2 separate regions of the Homo sapiens genome follow, and region 1 is linked to region 2. A link is an interaction called in ENCODE POLR2A ChIA-PET data of the cell type or tissue named here. Cell type or tissue: A673. All regions are shown on one strand. Each heading gives the region's core, and the rest is flanking DNA. Links, peaks and the distances in the headings are about the cores only.

Region 1 (4,407 bases), core at 74-4,073, 670 kb after region 2:
GTATCAGCCATTTACTTCATTTTATTTCTGAGTAATATCCCATTACATAAATCTCAATGTTTCTGATTGTCCATTCACTTGTTGCTCTTCATGTAGGTTGTTCCTAGTTTGGGCTATTATGGATATATTAATATTTACTATGAACATTCACATACAAGATTGTGTTCACATTTTTTCATTTCCTTTGGCTGATATCTAGGAGTAGAATGGCTGGGTCATATGGTAAGTGTATGTTTAATTATATAAAGAAATACAGCCCTTCCAAAACGGTTATGTTATTTTACATTCTTACCTGAAACGTAAAAAGTTCTTGCTTCACATCTTCATCTTAGTATTATCAGGCTACTTAATTTTTCCAATGAGGTCTTTCATTGAGATTTCAGTGTGCAATTCTTTGGTGAGTAATGATGCGAATATTGATTGATATGCTCATATTCATTCTATAACTTCTTTTGTTAAGTGTCTTTTTAAATACTATGCCAAATATTTCGATTGTTTTTTGCTTGCCATTGATATGTAAGCCCTATATGTCCTGGTGATAAAACTTTTGTCGATTATAAAAATTGAAAATATTTTATTGTGAATATAGTATTGTAAATATCATATCAAAATTATTATATTGTGAACATTTGTATGGTAAATGTTATTCAAACACATATATTTGCAAATATTATTTGATTCTAGAAGTTGCCTGGTCCAAATGATCTGAACCTTAGCCAATGCCTTTTAATTAATGGTAGTCAAATTACCAGAAGGCAAAGAATGGTACTGGTGAAGCTTGTTGGTAGTGCCTGTCTGTCATCCCTCTAAGATCTTTCTTCTCCACAATTACATGTCTTTTCTTATAGCCATGCTATACTACCTATTATAGTAAATTAGATAGCTACACACCTCTTGAAAGACTGGAGAAACCCAACAGAGACTTATTCTTACATTTGGCTCTTTGGGTAATTCAGACTTACCTGTCTCCCATTTTCCCAACAAAATGTTGGCTTAAACACAAAATACTATACTGTACATTACATTGGAATTTCAAAGTAATTTTTTCATAAAAGATTCTATTTGATCAAATATTATATTTAATGACAATTAAAAGGTAGTATTCCTAGTATATACTTAAAAGACAGCCTCAGTTTTTATTTGTGTGGAATACCAAAATTTTGAACAAAAAAATGAAAAGAATAGACTTCTTTATCTTTCCCTAAGAGATCTAACTGCAATTTAATATTAAACAATAAAAATAATTTCTTTCAGTTAGATCATTCAGATATTAGGATCTATACACGTACATGCCAATCTGCTTAACAATTATCCATTGTGTTCATTATTATTCAACCATGAGTCTTTTTAATGCCTTGCTGAAATTCAGATATGTTGCCTACACCATTTTCTTCATTTATGAGATTGTAAACTTATCAAAGGAAAAAGTAATTGGACTGAACTCAATTTATGTGTAATAAACTAATCTACCTTATAATTATTTTTCTTACAATTAACAAAACAATACTTTACAATTTGGTTTTAGATAAATATCATCTTTTCCACTGTTCAATTTATGCAGTTTTTAAATTAGACCCTCTCCTTGAGTTTACCTATAATCTTGTAGTAATTCCACTCTATCCAGCTGGAGGTTTATCTATCATTACAACTGAAACAGAATTTTCACAGTAGAAAGAAAGAGATTAAAAAATATCTTATGATACCATCCTCAGTCAAGATCAGTGATTAACTTTGGTACTAGCTGCTGTTAAATGCTTTCAGTATTTTTCAATGTTACTTTATGTACACATTTCAAATATTCTTCCACACAGTTTTTATTAAACTTTTTTCTAGTCATTTTATAATGTATATTGCTAACAGGAATGGTTTATTCTCACTATATTTTCTAATTGTGTATTTCTGACATATAAATTGATTGCTAGTTATTGTATATTTATTATGTATTTGGACTATTTATTAAACTTTAATTTTGTGTCACTTTCTTTAGGTTTCTTTAGATTAGTGTTATAAACAGCATGTGTTTGGATTTAATTTTTTGACCCAATGTGTGTAGCTTCATCTTTTAATAACACTTTTAAGCCCACTGACATGTAAAATTTATCTTCCCTCCCTTCCTTCCTTCCTTCCTTCCTTCCTTCCTTCCTTCCTTCCTTCCTTCCTCCCTCCCTTCCTTCCTTCCTTCCTTTTTTCCTTCTTTCCTTCATAATGCTACTTGGTTTTAACTTGTTAATGTTTAGGCCATTTGTTTAAATCCTATCATATGTGGTGAGTTTTGGATTTTTTTTCTGTGTATTTAGAAGAGTTTGTTTTCTCATCTGAGATAGATGGAGAGCTAACAACTTTGTGCCCTTTACATTGTTCCATATCTTGATAAAATTACGTTGCAGGAGGCAGGGTGGCAGGTGGAAAGAGCTTAGAAACTTGGAATGTGAACTTATAAGCACTGCTCCTGCTCTCTGCTCTGAGGCATTTTTTAAATGACCTGTGCATAAGGATTTACTCTATCTTGTTCAGAGAGGTATAACAATACTGAGACTTGTGGGCTGTGGGATAGTCCCTCAATCCAATATATAGTCATTCAATTTCAATTCTCTTAGACTTGTTTACCTTCCACTTTTCATCTGTTTCTGCCTGACAGTTATTTCTTGTCCTTTTCTGAAATAAAATAAATAACTTTTCTTCTTTCCAAATTCTGTAGTCATGGTAGGTTGAATAACAACCCATGGAAGATATGCTCTCCTATCCCTGGAACCTTTAAATGTTACCTTATTTGGAAAAAGGATTTTTGCAAAGATGATTACATTAAAAATCTAATGATGGAAATGCTGTTTGGGATTATCATTATTGGTCCTAAATATCATCACAGGTATCTTTATAAGAGAGAGGCCAAAGAAGTGTTCACATAGACATAAGAGGAGAAGATGTGAAGACATATGAAGATGGCAGCATAAACTGAGGTGATACAGCTATGAGCCAAGGAATGCCAGCAGCTAAGTTACCAGATGCTGGAAAGGGTAAGGGATGCATTCTCTCTAGACCCTCCAAAGAGAGCATGGCTTTGCTGACACCTTGATTTCAGTCTAGTGATAACTTGATTCAGACTTTTTGTCTCCAAACCTGTGAGAGAATAAATTTCTGTTGTTTTAAGCCACCAAGGTTTTGATATTTTATTACAGCAGCCACATAAAAATAATATAGTAGTTCTCAGAATTTTGTGATCTTACTTATATGGCTTTGGGAAATTGGGGTGATTGCATTAGTCAGTTTTCATGCTGTGATAAAGACACACCTGAGACTGGGCAATTTAGACAATAAAGAGGTTTAATTGGACTTACAGTTCCATGTAACTGGGGTATCCTCACAATCATAGCAGAAGGCAAGGAGGAACAAATCATGTCTTACATGGATGGAAGCAGGTGGAAAAAAGCTTGTACAGAGAAACTCCCCTTCTTAAAACCATCAGATCTTGTGACACTTATTCACTATCATGAGAACAGCATGGGAAAGACCTTCCCCCAAGACTCAATTACCTCCCACCAGATCCCTCCCACAACACATGGGAATTCAAGATGAGATTTGGTTGGGGGACACAACCAAACCATATTATTCCACCCCTGGCACCTTCCAAATCTCATGTTCTCACATTTCAAAACCAATCATGGCTTCCCAACAGTCCCCCAAAGTCTTAACTCATTTCAGCATTAATTCAAAAGTCCACAGTCCAAAGTCTCATCTGAGACAAGGCAAGTTTCTTCTGCCTATAAGACTGTAAAACCAAAAGCAAGTTAGTTACTTCCTAGATATAATGGGGGTACAAGCATTGTGTAAATACAGGCATTCCAAATGGGAGAAATTGTCCAACACAAAGGGGCTACAGGCCCCATGCGAGTTTGAAATCCAGCAGGGTAGTCAAATCTTAAAACTCCAAAATGATCTCCTTTGACTTCATGTCTCACATCCAGGTCACACTGATGCAAGAGGCGGGCTCCCATAGTCTTTGGCAGCTCTGCGCCTATGGCTCTGCAGGTTATAGCCTCCCACCTGGTTGTTTTCATGGGCTGGTGTTTAGTGTCTGTGGCTTTTCCAGGCACATGGTGCAAGCTGTTAGTGGATCTACCCTTCTGGGGTCCGGAGGATGGTGGTCTTCATCCCACAGCTCCACTAGGCAGTGCCCCAGTAGGGACTCTGTGTGGGGACGCCAATCCCACATTTCCCTTCTGCACTGCCCTAGCAGAGGTTCACCACGAGAGCCCCACCCCTGCAGCAAACTTCTGCCTGGACATCCAGGCATTGCCACACATCCTGTGAAATCTAGATGGAGGTTCCCAAACCTCAATTCTTGACTTCTGTGCACCCACAGGCTCAACACCACGTGGAAGCTGGCTTGGGGCTTGCATCCTTTGAAGC
Region 2 (4,407 bases), core at 202-4,201:
CTATCATAACCTTCTCTTATTACAGCAAACCGAACTAAGCAAAACAATAAAATGCAATTGGTAGATATTGGTTCACACGGCAATGATTACTTAATTTTTTTAAAGTATTGATCAGAAAGGAGGTAGAAAAAGAGGAGACTTTATCACAAGTAGAAAAAGAAGACACATAATGAAGTAAAGATTTGTAAACAAGCTGATAGGAAAACTCATGAAAAATCTTCAAGCAGCATGATCATGTTCAACACATTCTTCCAACTCTTTTCTGTTTCTGGCAGGGAAAAGAAGGTACAGGGGCTTAGCACAAACATAAAAGAGTGTTCTGCAGTTTAAGTTGTATTGCAGGGAAGAATCTGATGTACAATCTTTACAGTGGACTTCAGTAGAGAAGGAGAAAATGAAAGAATGTTGAAGGAACATGTATCTTTTGTAGCCGAGGGGCAGTGCAGAAGGAGCCAAAGAAGAAATGGGATCCTGCTGTGGCCAGTCACCATACTGATGGTTTGCAAGTGTTCAAAACTGTTAGAAAGTGCAGCTACTTCTGTTTCCCATAGTCACAGAAACAGCTTCGACAAAGTGAATACACTATTCATGCCTGGGATGGAAAAAAAGCACCCCGTAACCTACACAGAGGCCTTTTTCTCTTTCATTGGAAAAACAATGGCTTTATTTTCTGGAACTGTAGATGTGTTGCAGATTGAAACTGCTTGAATTGCAGGGCTGTGGTAGTGAAGTCAGGGGAGACAACCAAGTTCAGATTAATTCATGATTAAAGCTGAGAGTAATTTAGAGTAACAGTACCTAATTGCTTACAGTTTAAGCCAGTGGGCCCTCAAACTTTAGGAGAAATCAGAATCACTTTGTTAAGAGTATAGACTGTTGGGCCCTAGCCAAGAGGTTCTACTTAAGCAGGGCTGGGGAGAGACTGGAGAATTTACTTTTCTAATAAGTTTCCTGACAAGGTGATGCTGCTGTTGCTAGTACAGAGACCACACATTGCTAACTTTTGGTTTAAATACTGCTTTGATTACTTTAGGTTTCCAGGAGCAATAGCTATTGGTTAAAAGAGAGCACAAGCATTCACCGTGATGTTCTTTTAAATATCCATCAAGAATACAAAGAGTGACCAGATATGGAGAGGCCACCCAGGACTGGAGCAAGCTCAGATCCTCTTGCTGACCTCTTCTAGCATTTTTTGCTGAGGGGCATCCTGGGACCATGGGCCTTGCTCTCCAGGTACTGGGATAACAGCAGCATTTTGCATGTACCACAAGCATTTAAAATCACCACTCTGAAACCATATCACTTATAATCTGTGACCTTCCATTGAAAGGATGTTTCCAAATACCAGGCACTCCTGATTTCAGAAGCAAACTCAGCATCAGTAAGCCCACGTTCTCACTGAGGAACACAGAGTGCTCAGGTGTGCCTGTTTGGTGTATCTGTCTCCATTTCTCCATCTTTCCGAGAAACCTGTTTCACTGCAAGTACATGTCCAGTTTCAGTATAGAGATTAATAGCCTGATTAAAATTGATGTTTATCTGTTTTAGGGTTGCATTTTTAAAAAATGGAATCCAGTTAACCACCTCTATGGTTCTTTTACCCACAAGCTGTGACCAAGAGCTATTTCTTCACCTGATGGCAACAAAATAATGACTATGAGCAAATTACTTTGAAAGATCATTTAAGGCCTATGCTTTTGAACACAGTCCTGTTGCACTTGCAATAGACATTACAAGTCAGTTTCCCCTTCAGATTTCCTAAGCAAGGGAAAGAGAGAATGCCTCCTTCTCTACTCTGTGGTTGAATGTGTGCAGAACCCAGAGTGTGAGTCACTACCTCAAGTTGGCAGCCTACCTGGTTACAGCAGGACTTTACAGAAAATCCAGTCTGGGAAAGCTGCCTCATATAAGACAATGTAGACAATGCTTTGCATTTAAAATATGAAAATAGTGCAGAAGGTAGAAAGATTATAGTAACTCTGAAAGAAGGTCTGTGTTGTGAAAGCAAGTCACAAAATAAAGGCAAAGAATGCTAGTAGCAAGAGAAGATATATCAATTATCTAAGCATGACATCTCAAATTAAGTGTTTTTTAAAAAAATGTAGTAATGTAATATTCTTAAGAACTGTGTGCTATGCCTGAATAGGTCCCTGTCTCTCTCCCTGGTGTAATAACTGCATGTATGAGATGTACAAGTCATTATTGCACATTGTCTGGGTGGGAGTGACACTCTATTCATAAGCTAGGCACTTTAGGATGTACATTTATTCCAACAGATGCTTAGACTCCATTTAGAACACTGGCACTGTCATTTATCAAATGGCCCCCTGGTGGTATCAAAGAGTTAATGAGGATCTGAAATTTCCTACCAACTGCCCCGCAGGAAAGACATCTGACTCCCATTCTTCAGTCTAGTAGAGCAGTTGGCACCTTCTGACATTCATGCCAAGTCATCCTACCCAGAGCCCTGGATTCTCACCGACCCAGTCACCAGGCATTACTGTCTGCATCCACACTTTACGGAGCATCGCTGCTGCCCTTCCTCATTCACCTTCACTTGTTTGGACTCTGGATTGATTTTATCATATGTTCCTGCTATCATAAGTGCAGCCCTGGCTCCAGGGCTGGTCTCTGACTTGGCAAAAACTTCTTCACCCTCTGACTGCCTTGGCACGACCGTAAGAAAACAAAGCGGATTCACCTCTAGGACTTACAATCATAATCCTTAATGAAAAAAAGTAAACTTTTAAATAAAATGCTAATACAATGGCTAATGCAGTGACATGAATAATTACAAATACAAAACAAAATTCCTGACATTTAATTTAAAATGTTGGTGTGGATGGGTGTATTATCTATTGCATCTTTATGAAGCTACATGAAGGTAAACTTCTTGGGCAGTAGAGTTATCTCTATATTTATCAAATGACAGAAAATTGCAATACAAACTTATGCTAGTATTATGCATTTTTTAAAAAGCAGAATATCTTTAACAATGTCATTAAGAATGTGTTCTTGGCCACTTGTGGTGGCTCATGCCTGTAATTCCAGCACTTCGGGAGGCTGAGGCGGGTGGACCACTTGAGCCCAGAACTTTGAGACCAGCCTGGGCAACATGGTGAAACCCTGTTTCTACTAAAAATACAAAAATTAGCTGAGCATTGTGGTGCACGCCTGTAATCCCAGCTCCTCAGGAGGCTGAGGCAGGAGAATCATTTGAACCTGTGGGGCAGAGGTTGCAGTGAGCCGAGATTGTGCCATTGCACTCCAGCCTGGGCGACAAGAGCGAAACTCTGTCCAAAAAAAAAAAAGAGAGAGAGAATGTGTTCTCACATAGAGACCAGTTCTGGAATTAAGCAAATAAAATAGTTGGATTTCATAGTACAACATGCCAGTTGGAAAACAGTTTAGGGATTCAACTCTGAAAAAATTAAGAGAGTCTTTGTTGTTCTCCTTTTCCAGATATATCTATACCTGAGAATATACGACATAACTTATATAGCAAACCTTCTATAGAAAGGAACTTAATGGAAAACATAAATGGATGGAGTAGCAAAAAGCAACTTGCACTTTCTATTTTACTAGAATGAAATAATTTTTACCAAGTCACCATTATCAGATAATATCCATATATTTTTTGGAGAGCATTTTTCGTATTTCTGCAGGCTTGTTATTTGTCACTGGCAAATAAGAAGCTACTTTCTCCTGTTGCTGAGTTTTAGATGTTTATATTTTAAACCTGTGTTATTTGTCATGCTCTATGGGGTTTTAACATTTAAAAAAATAAATTAGCGGCTGTGGAACATTAACCTGTACCTATGGATGCTGGTACTGATGAAGGCAACAGTCACCTAAGAATTGTGGAGTCCCTGTCGTCTGTCGGGGCAGCAAAGATAAAAAGCTTTAAGATACCATAAATTTATAACATGGAAGCTGAGGAGGAGTTTCTTACTGTTTCTTTATGTGTTGCCTTGTTTGCTGGGCCATAATTATAAACTGATTACAGCTACAGGAAAAAAAAATGCCTTTGTTGTTCTTTCCACAGAATAGTAATTACTCTGTATTGTGCTTCATTGTGTGTTTTTTTTTGGTTAGTCTTTTGAACATTATTAGTGTATCTTGGATTTCAGTATGGCTTCTGGCAAGCAGGAAATGCAAAATAAGTGTAATATACATAAGATGTTTATAGTGATTATCTTATTGCATGTTATGTATCATACTGTAGACAAATTAAGTCTATGCTAAGAAAAACCATCTTGCTTTCCTGTCTATAGTCATTTGTGATATGTTTGATATGGTCTTTGCTATTTGCTCTATTTCTCCTTTCTCTTCCTTGATAATATAGAGGTAGCTCAGAAAAAGTCATATCAAAGTTAGAATGCCATATGTTATAAGATTTCAAATACA

Evidence for each region. ChIA-PET counts read pairs that join two places held together with the same protein. Peaks named below come from ENCODE experiments on the same cell type or tissue, not always from the same donor. Only the 100,000 strongest peaks of a DNase experiment are listed, where the experiment ranks them.
Region 1: POLR2A ChIA-PET joins it to region 2 with 12 read pairs; 1 of 35 experiments calls an interaction of 5 or more read pairs at or near these places.

The regions. Positions count from the first base shown.
Region 1 is chr7:126,118,076-126,122,482 of GRCh38, reverse strand. No RefSeq gene overlaps it. Among named protein-coding and RNA genes, the nearest start is that of MIR592, 940 kb to the left of the region's middle. In A673, for the core only: no CTCF peak of the experiment used is centred there; a DNase peak (open chromatin) is centred at 2,302; H3K27ac peaks cover 3,850 bases.
Region 2 is chr7:126,788,918-126,793,324 of GRCh38, reverse strand. All of the region lies in intron 6 of GRM8 (glutamate metabotropic receptor 8), which reads left to right. Among named protein-coding and RNA genes, the nearest start is that of MIR592, 270 kb to the left of the region's middle. In A673, for the core only: a CTCF peak has its summit at 2,323 (motif pointing left); a DNase peak (open chromatin) is centred at 2,324.